Linked DNA regions of Homo sapiens: region 1 is linked to region 2. A link is a contact called in ENCODE Hi-C data. All regions are on one chromosome and are shown on one strand. The core of a region is the stretch at or near the end of the contact, and the rest is flanking DNA. Distances in the headings are between cores, read along the strand shown. Region 1 holds the start of TSR1 (TSR1 ribosome maturation factor). Region 2 holds the start of PITPNA (phosphatidylinositol transfer protein alpha).

Evidence for each region. A loop is a pair of places that touch in the nucleus more often than their neighbours do. Pooled maps may share reads with other maps.
Region 1: a pooled map shows a loop between it and region 2 (5-fold over the local background). The contact joins the promoter of TSR1 here to the promoter of PITPNA in region 2. A Hi-C loop is called at or near these places in 5 of 50 pooled maps.

Annotation. Positions count from the first base shown.
Region 1 is chr17:2,334,827-2,338,529 of GRCh38, reverse strand. TSR1 (TSR1 ribosome maturation factor) reads left to right here and starts at 2,073. Exons shown (of 15, transcript NM_018128.5): 1 at 2,073-2,199; 2 at 2,390-2,493; 3 at 2,800-3,019; 4 at 3,136-3,270; 5 at 3,634-3,703. The coding sequence starts at 2,103. It overlaps SGSM2 (small G protein signaling modulator 2), which reads right to left and starts at 1,029. Exons shown (of 24, transcript NM_014853.3): 1 at 785-1,029. The coding sequence starts at 841. RefSeq lists silencers at 346-655, 686-785, 886-995, 1,096-1,405, 1,436-1,565 and an enhancer at 1,796-1,905.
Region 2 is chr17:1,560,881-1,564,772 of GRCh38, reverse strand. PITPNA (phosphatidylinositol transfer protein alpha) reads left to right here and starts at 1,981. Exons shown (of 12, transcript NM_006224.4): 1 at 1,981-2,232. The coding sequence starts at 2,213. RefSeq lists silencers at 1,809-2,088, 2,159-2,208, 2,689-2,818 and enhancers at 1,661-2,160, 2,929-3,028.

The sequences.
Region 1 (3,703 bases), core at 824-3,323, 770 kb before region 2:
GGCCCAATGTATTCTAAGCTGCGCTGTGGGTTGGAGCTCTCCAGCTCTCATATGGGAGTGAGTCATTCACATGGTCACTGCCCCCCACCCGAAATGGAAATGGGCTTTTGGGCAGGGTCAAGGTAAACGGAGTTAGTAGAGGGAAGGACTACTTCTCTTTCTGAAGTAGGGGGGCTTCCCTCAAAAGGGAAAAACTTCCGAGTGTTAAAAACCATTCCAAACAAGCCCCTGGTCCCTGGCTAAGGAGGTGGGCGTGGAGGGAGAAACTGAGGTGTGCGGCGCACCCCTCCGGCAGCGATCACTCCGTAGCTGGAGGCACAGCGGACGTCGGACAAGGGGGAGCTCAGCCCGCACGACACCCACTTAGGACGTGGGGAAGCTCGGCCCGCACGACACCCACCTGCGCCGCGGGAGCTCGCGCGGGGCCCCGCCCCCTCCCCTGGCGGCGCGGGCACTGAATGGGCAGCTCCGGATCCAGCCATCCCCGCCATCGCCGCCACCCCTCCCCCGGCCTTGGGCTCCCAGCGCCGCTGCCGTCACTGGGCGGGGAGCTGCGGGGCTGCGAAGCAAACAAGCCGGGAGCGCCGGCCGGGTCCCCCGGGCAGAGGGGCGCTGCCCTCCCCCATCCGAGAAAGGGGAAGGAGGCGCAGCCCGTCCAGGACCCGCCCCGCCCGGCCCAGGTTCGGCCCGGGTGCCCGCGCCGGGGGGTGGGCGCGGACCTTTCTGCCCCCTGGGCCGCGCGGGCCAGGGCGCGAGCCCCCCGGGGTTCTTGACTCGACTTTACCTCCTTCTTCACGTTCCACAGCAGTTTCTCTTTGACTGCGTCCTCTGCGCTGCCCATGGTGTGGCAGGAGGCGGCGCCGAGCGGTCCTCAGAGCCCCCGCGCCCTCGCCGCCTCCGCGCCTCTCGGCTCAGCGCCCCACGCGCAAGGCGGAGCCCCCGCCCGCCGCGCTCCCGGCCCGCCGCCGCCGCCGCCGCCGCAGCCACTGCCCGGTGCTCGGCTCCGCAGCCATCTTCCGAGCCCCGCACAGACGTCAGGCGGCAGGCCCGGCCCCTTCCCACAGCCGGAGGGGGGTTGCGCACAGCGACGGGGGATCGGGGCGGGGAGAGGCCGTGCGCGCCTAGGGGCGGCAGACCCGGGCGCGCGCCACGGGGGTCGCTGTCATGGCAACGCACCCGCTCCCGCATGGAGGGCGCGAAGCCGCATTGTGAGCGCTGGCCCTGGAGCCCGCGGCCCCGCGGCTGAGAGCGAGCCTCGGTCCCGCTGAAGCTCCCCTGACTTCTGCCTGCTCCCTCTCCCGACGGGACGGAAAGGGCCGGGGCTCGGGCATGGGGTCCCCTGCGGTCCGAGCCTGCCCACGGCGAAGCCGGTGCAGCCTGGCCCCGTGACCCCTCTGAATCCCCGTCCGGCCGTCGCCGTGCAGTTGTCAAGTTTCTGGGAAGATTAGTGGGAGCGCAGCCGCCCGAGCCCGACGGCCGGAGGGTCGCGGCCAGTCCCCCTTGCCGGGTCGCCACGTCCCACAAGGTCCTTCCCGGCCGCTCCGTGGGAGGCGGGGCGCAGGTTGGAGTAACAGGGACGGGCTTGAGCTGGTACGGAACCGGGCAAGGTGAGAGAAGTGTCTTCCACGCGATTCCCAAGCCTCGCTAGGGAATCGAGGGAGAAGAAAGGTTGCTCAGAGTGATAAAGAACATGCCGTTGCAAACGGAAGAGCAACGTGCCCGAATCTAGGTGACAGGAAGGGCTTAGGCCTTTTCGGCACGAATGGAGCCTTCCAGTCAACATGCTTCTACGTGATGCAGCTTTATAGCGCAAAAAAATGACAATGCAAGGGGTACAAACAGCCCTGCTAGACCAACAGCCCGAGCCTCGACAGTCTACATCCGGCGCCTTCAAGCCCCCAACCACACACTGCGAAGTGGGAAAAGTTCCCAGCGCGGCTTGGCGAACCCGCTAACACGGCGCTCTCACGAGCTGCTGGAAAAGACCTTCGCGAGAGGGCGCAGGGAGTCCCGCTCCCTGGAGGGCCCGCCCCCTTGGAGGGGACCGGAAGCGCTTGTCCTGGCCCGGAAGCAGTGCTGACTCCGTACACGCGCGCTGCGGCATGGCGGCCCACCGCCCCGGCCCGCTCAAGCAGCAGAATAAAGCTCATAAAGGCGGACGGCATCGGGGTCGGGGATCTGCACAGCGGGACGGCAAGGGTAAGGAGATAACGTAGAAGGAATAAGGGCTATTTGGCCGTTATTAACTCTTTTTCCTCATGCCCAGACTGAGCTTCTGTCTCCCGTCTGGGCTCCACGCGAAAGGCCCTTTCTAAGGTGGGCGGAGAGGAGTCCCTTTTCTTGACCTTGTGGGGCCGATCACACCAGCCCCTTCTAATCTGCCATTCAGGCCGTCTGGCACTGAAAACCCTAAGCAAGAAGGTGAGAAAAGAACTCAGCAGAGTCGACCAGAGGCATCGCGCCAGCCAGCTCCGAAAGCAGAAGAAGGAGGCGGTGAGAGGAGCGGGATTTGGGAGAATGCGGCTTCTCTGGTGTTCTAGGTGGCTAATGCCTCGAAGTGGAAAATGAGACCGGGAGGAGGGTCCAGGGACAGAGCATAGCCCTAGAGCACGTGTCGAGCGTGCAGGTCTAGCATTCTTTGCTTTGGTCAGAATTCCTGCCACCCCGCTGGCATACCTGTGGTCTTTTACTAGAGAGATGCTGGTTTTGGGTAGGGGGAGCATCTGTGGGAGTGGAAATGCAATGCTGGAGTGAAGTACTGAGACACTGAGATGTTCTCGGATATCTTTCTATTTTCAGGTTCTGGCAGAGAAGAGACAGCTGGGTGGCAAGGATGGCCCTCCTCATCAGGTACTGGTGGTGCCCCTGCACAGCAGAATTTCCCTGCCAGAGGCCATGCAGCTGCTTCAAGATAGGGACACTGGAACAGTACACTTGAATGAATTGGGAAACACCCAGAACTTTATGCTGCTGTGCCCCCGCTTGAAACATCGGTGGTTTTTCACCTCAGCAAGGCCAGGTTAGAGTATACACCAATATTTTGTATTATGTTTGAGTAGTGGTATTTTTTTTTTTTTTTTTTAGAATAATGTGCTGGTGCCAACCACCTCTTCTTACTGTGTCTTCTATCTGCAGGGGATCTGCACGTTGTGTTAGACATGGCTAAAGTAGCTGATACCATCCTGTTCCTCCTTGATCCACTAGAAGGCTGGGACAGCACCGGTGATTACTGTCTTTCCTGCCTCTTTGCTCAGGGCCTTCCGACCTATAGTAAGTGAGTTAGCATTTATTGTGCACCTTTAATTTGTCAGGCACTATGCCTGGTATTTGATACAGGAATACAACTGATGGATCATATTCAGCTGGTGGTGGGATGTACACATATGGATTAAACTTGATCCATTGTTTACAGATTATCACTCAGGGTGTCTTTTTGTTTTTGGCTGTCCTTTGCCCAGAGAAACAAGGATATGAAGTTTGATTTCACTGTGAAATTCCTTCAGGGTAGTTCAGTGTTGGGCTTCCCAGTGATCTCTGGGCTTGCAACTGAGCTATTAGGTTGTTTGTGAACTGCAGAGGGATTTTTATGTAATGAAGCAGTAGGTCATGAAGCGTTTTCTCTTTCGCTTACAGCACTAGCTGTCCAGGGGATTTCTGGCCTCCCACTGAAGAAACAAATAGATACCAGGAAGAAGCTAAGTAA
Region 2 (3,892 bases), core at 732-3,231:
CTCCAGGGCTCAAGCGATTCTCCTACCTCAGCCTCCCGAGTAACTGAGACGACAGGCACATGCCACCACACTGAGCTAATTTTTGTTTTAGTAGAGATGGGGTTTTACCATGTTGGCCAGGCTGGTCTTGAACTCCTGGCCTCAAGTGATTCGCCCGCCCCAGCCTCCCAAAGTGCTGGGAATCCAGGTGTGAGGCACTCAGCCTGGCCCCCACTCTAGGATCTGATAAGTGAGCACAGTGCTCAGGGCAGTCGCGGGCCGCCAGTCACATCCTGATAGCAACACGGCCAGCTGCTCCACCCTCCCTTCCCAAGTCCCTGTCTTAGGCAGCCCACTCCCATCTCCCCTGGATGCCCCTCTAGCGTCCTGCGCTGAGTGTGAGTCCAGCACTGGAGTCATTACCTGCCCCCATGCCAGCCTGTCTTGCCTGTGTTCTCAGAGAAGACAGTACCGTCCACCCCGGCTCCCAGGCCAGAGACCTCGCTGCTTTTCTCTCCTCCTCTCAGCCAATGAGTCAACAAGTCTCACGGAGTTTACCTTCTGAGTTGCTCCTGAATCCATCCCTTCCTTTTCTTCCCTCCCACTGTCCTAGTCCACCTGCACCTGGACATCTGCAGCAGCCTCCTCGCCGGTCTCCCTGCCTACGCTCTGGCATTCCATCCCCTCTGTCCACCCAACCACTAGAGTGAGCCTTCGCCCAGGACACCCGCTCATGTCACTGCTCAGAGCCCTTACATGCCCTCCCACCGCCCTTAGGGTGGACTCCAAATACCTTATCATCGTTCACCAGGAACCCTCCCCTATTGAGCTGCTCAGCCCTGAAATGTTCTGTTCCACTCACTTGTCAGTTCTCCAAATGCACCATGCTCTCCCTCTTGCCTCCAGCCTTTGCATTCACTCTGCCTGCTATGCTCTTCTCCGAAGCCCTCTGCAGATCTGAGAATCTCTTCCTCCAGGAAGCCTTCCCTGACTACATCCCTGACGCTCAATTAGGTGCCCCTCCGTGTAATGCCGCTAAGCCTGTGTCTCATTTCTCACAGCCCTTTTCATTCTTTTTTTTTTTTTTTTTTTTGATGCAGAGTCTCGCTCTGTCGCCCCAGCTGGAGTGCAATGGTGCGATCTCGGCTCACTGCAACCTCCGCCTCCAGGGTTCAAGCGATTCTCCTGCCTCATCCTCCCGAGCAGCTGGGACTACCACCACCACGTCCACCACCACGCCCGGCTAATTTTTGTACTTTTAGTAGAGATGGGGTTTCGCCATCTGGTCTGGAACTCCTGACCTCAGGTGATGCGCCCGCCTGAGTGCTGCATTACAGGCATGATGTGCCTGGGATTACTGCCAGGAGCCACCGCGCCCGGCCTCACAGCCCTTTTCTTTTCTTTTTTTTTTTTTTGAGACGAAGTTTCACTCTTGTCCCCCAGGCTGGAGTGCAATGGCGCGATCGCGATCTCGGCTCACTGCAAACTCTGCCTCCCGGTACAAGCGATTCTCCCGCCTCAGCCTCCCGTGTAGCTGGGATTACAGGTGCGTGCCTCCACGCCCAGCTAATTTTTGTATTTTTAGTAGAGACGGGGTTTCATCATGTTGGCCAGGCTGGTCTCGAACTCCTGACCTCAGGTGATCCGCCCGCCTCGGCCTCCCAAGGTGCAAGGATTACAGGCGTGGGCCACCGCGCGCGGCTATTAATATTTTTTGAAACAACCTTTTCCTGGGTCTCAATTCCCTCAACCGGGGAGGCCCCCCAGCCAGCACCCGCGTGCATCCGTGGCGGTTCACACCGAGGACGGTGACGGACACCCTAGTCTGCTCCGCCTTCTGCCGGGTCTGGCCCCAGCCGCGGGGCCCCACCTCGGAACCGACAGCGCCGCCGCGGCCCACTTAAGGACGGGAGGGCGGGCCTGGGAAGGCTCGGCCCCGCGTGACGTCAGCGCGCACCGCGGCGTGTGACGCTCTGGTTGCCGCAGAGACGCCCCGCCCCCGCGCGGCGCTGCGGAACCGGAGCTCCGGGCGGCGTCGGCAGCGGCGCGAGAGGCGACGAGGCCCGGGCGGCAGGAGCCGGCGCGGCGACCGCGGCGAGGGCGGCGGGGACGGAGCAGAGCACGACGAAGACGCACAGGCAGCCGGGCCGGGCCGGGCCACGGGGAGAGCGGCCGGCGGGCAGCGGGCGGGAGGCCGGGCGGGCCGCGGGCAGCCACCGAGCCGCGAAGCGACATGGTGCTGCTCAAGGAGTAGTGAGTGTCCGGCGGCCGTGCGGAAGCGGGGAGGAGGGAGGGTGGGGACGGCCGCCGGGGCGACGGCGCGGCGAGGGACGCAGGGCCCGGATGGACGGAGGGGCAGCAGGGACGGAGGGTGCCTGAGGCGGGCCCAGCGGGGATGGAGGGGATCCGGGGCGGGCGGCACGTGAGGCGGGGCCCACGGGGCACGGAGGGGCGGCCGGGGCGTGGAGGGGCGGCCGGGGCGTGGAGGGGCAGCCGGGGCGTTCGGCATCTGAGCCGGGGCCCACGGGGCATGGACGGGCAGCCGGGGCATGGAGGGGCCCACGGGCACGGAGGGACAACCCGGGCGGACGGCTCCTCAGGCGCCCCGGGGGCCTCGGAGGCCCAAGTGGACCCGAGGAGAGGCCGGGGACAGCGAGGGCGAGGCCAGGCCCGAGACGGGGTCAGGGCAGGGAGAGCTGGCCCGGGACTGGGGGAGGCCGAGGGGACGCCGAGCGCTGGGAGTGCTGTGGGGTCGCTCTGCGCGGGCCGAGGGCGCGGGCTCAGCCGGGACTGCAGGCGGCGCTGAGAGGCCCCGCGGCGGCCGAGGAAGAGGCGCACCGGGGCAGGCAGGGCCTCCCGGCGGTGGGGAAAGGTGGAGGGCCGAACAGTTCACACGGAGAGCCGGGTGGATGGGTCAGAGGCTCCGCGATGGAGTTGGGATGGGGATGGGGAGGAGTGGCCGCCTTAGGCATCGGGTGAGGGGTGGTGGTAAGTGGACACAGGAGGAGGACTAGGAAGTCAGGGCCTGGCTGGGGAGACAGGTGAAGGGTCTGAGGACATGCAGAGGGGGCTGAGATGCGGGCCGGAGTAACCGTGGTGCCCAAGCAGCTGGTGCGGAAGAGGAGGCTTTTGGAACAAGCTTGGGATGACTGCTTGGGACGTGGGGAGACTTGGGCGAGGAGGCCAGAAAATGTTGGGTAGGGTCCGAAGTGGAGAAGGCCGGGAAGTTACCGGGGTCGAGGCTGGTCCGGAAAGAGAGTATGTTGGGATGAGTATACCTGCCGTTGGAGATGGGGGAGACCAGGGCAGGGCCAGCTTGTTTCTAGGGGATTCTCAGTCTTGGTGCAAAGAGATGGGGAAATTCTTTGAGGAATTGAGGGGTCCATGGAGCCGTGAACTGAGGAGAGATGGTGGAAGGGGTGGGGAGCTCTTGAGTAGTGAAGAGGGGTGCGTGGGAAACTGGTGACTTCTGGAAGGAGTTGCAGGATGACGGGTTTGCTCCTGAAATCCAGGGGACTGGGGGACAGGTGGAGATGTTTGGTGTGCTAAATCTTTCAAGTACAAGATGAGCCATCGTTGAAGCTCAGGGTTCCAAGTAAGCATCACAGGACATTTTTCTCCCCAAAGAGGAGAGATAGGATGGGTGTGTGTGTGTGTGTGCGTGTGCGTGTGTGCACAGAATTTACAGTGAAACTGCTTTCCTGGAGGGAGGGCCAGAAGCCCCAGGAGTGGGAGATGGTCAAACAGAGAGCAACTTGTGAGGCAGCCAGGCAGGTGTGCAGAGAGCTCTTGCCACTTTGTCAGCGATCGCACTTTGACCATCCCCACCAGGCTGGCTCCTTGGAGGTGCTTAGGACATTTAGGACATAGAGTGGAGTTTGGGTAACAGAGGGAGCTGAGACCCACATGTCAT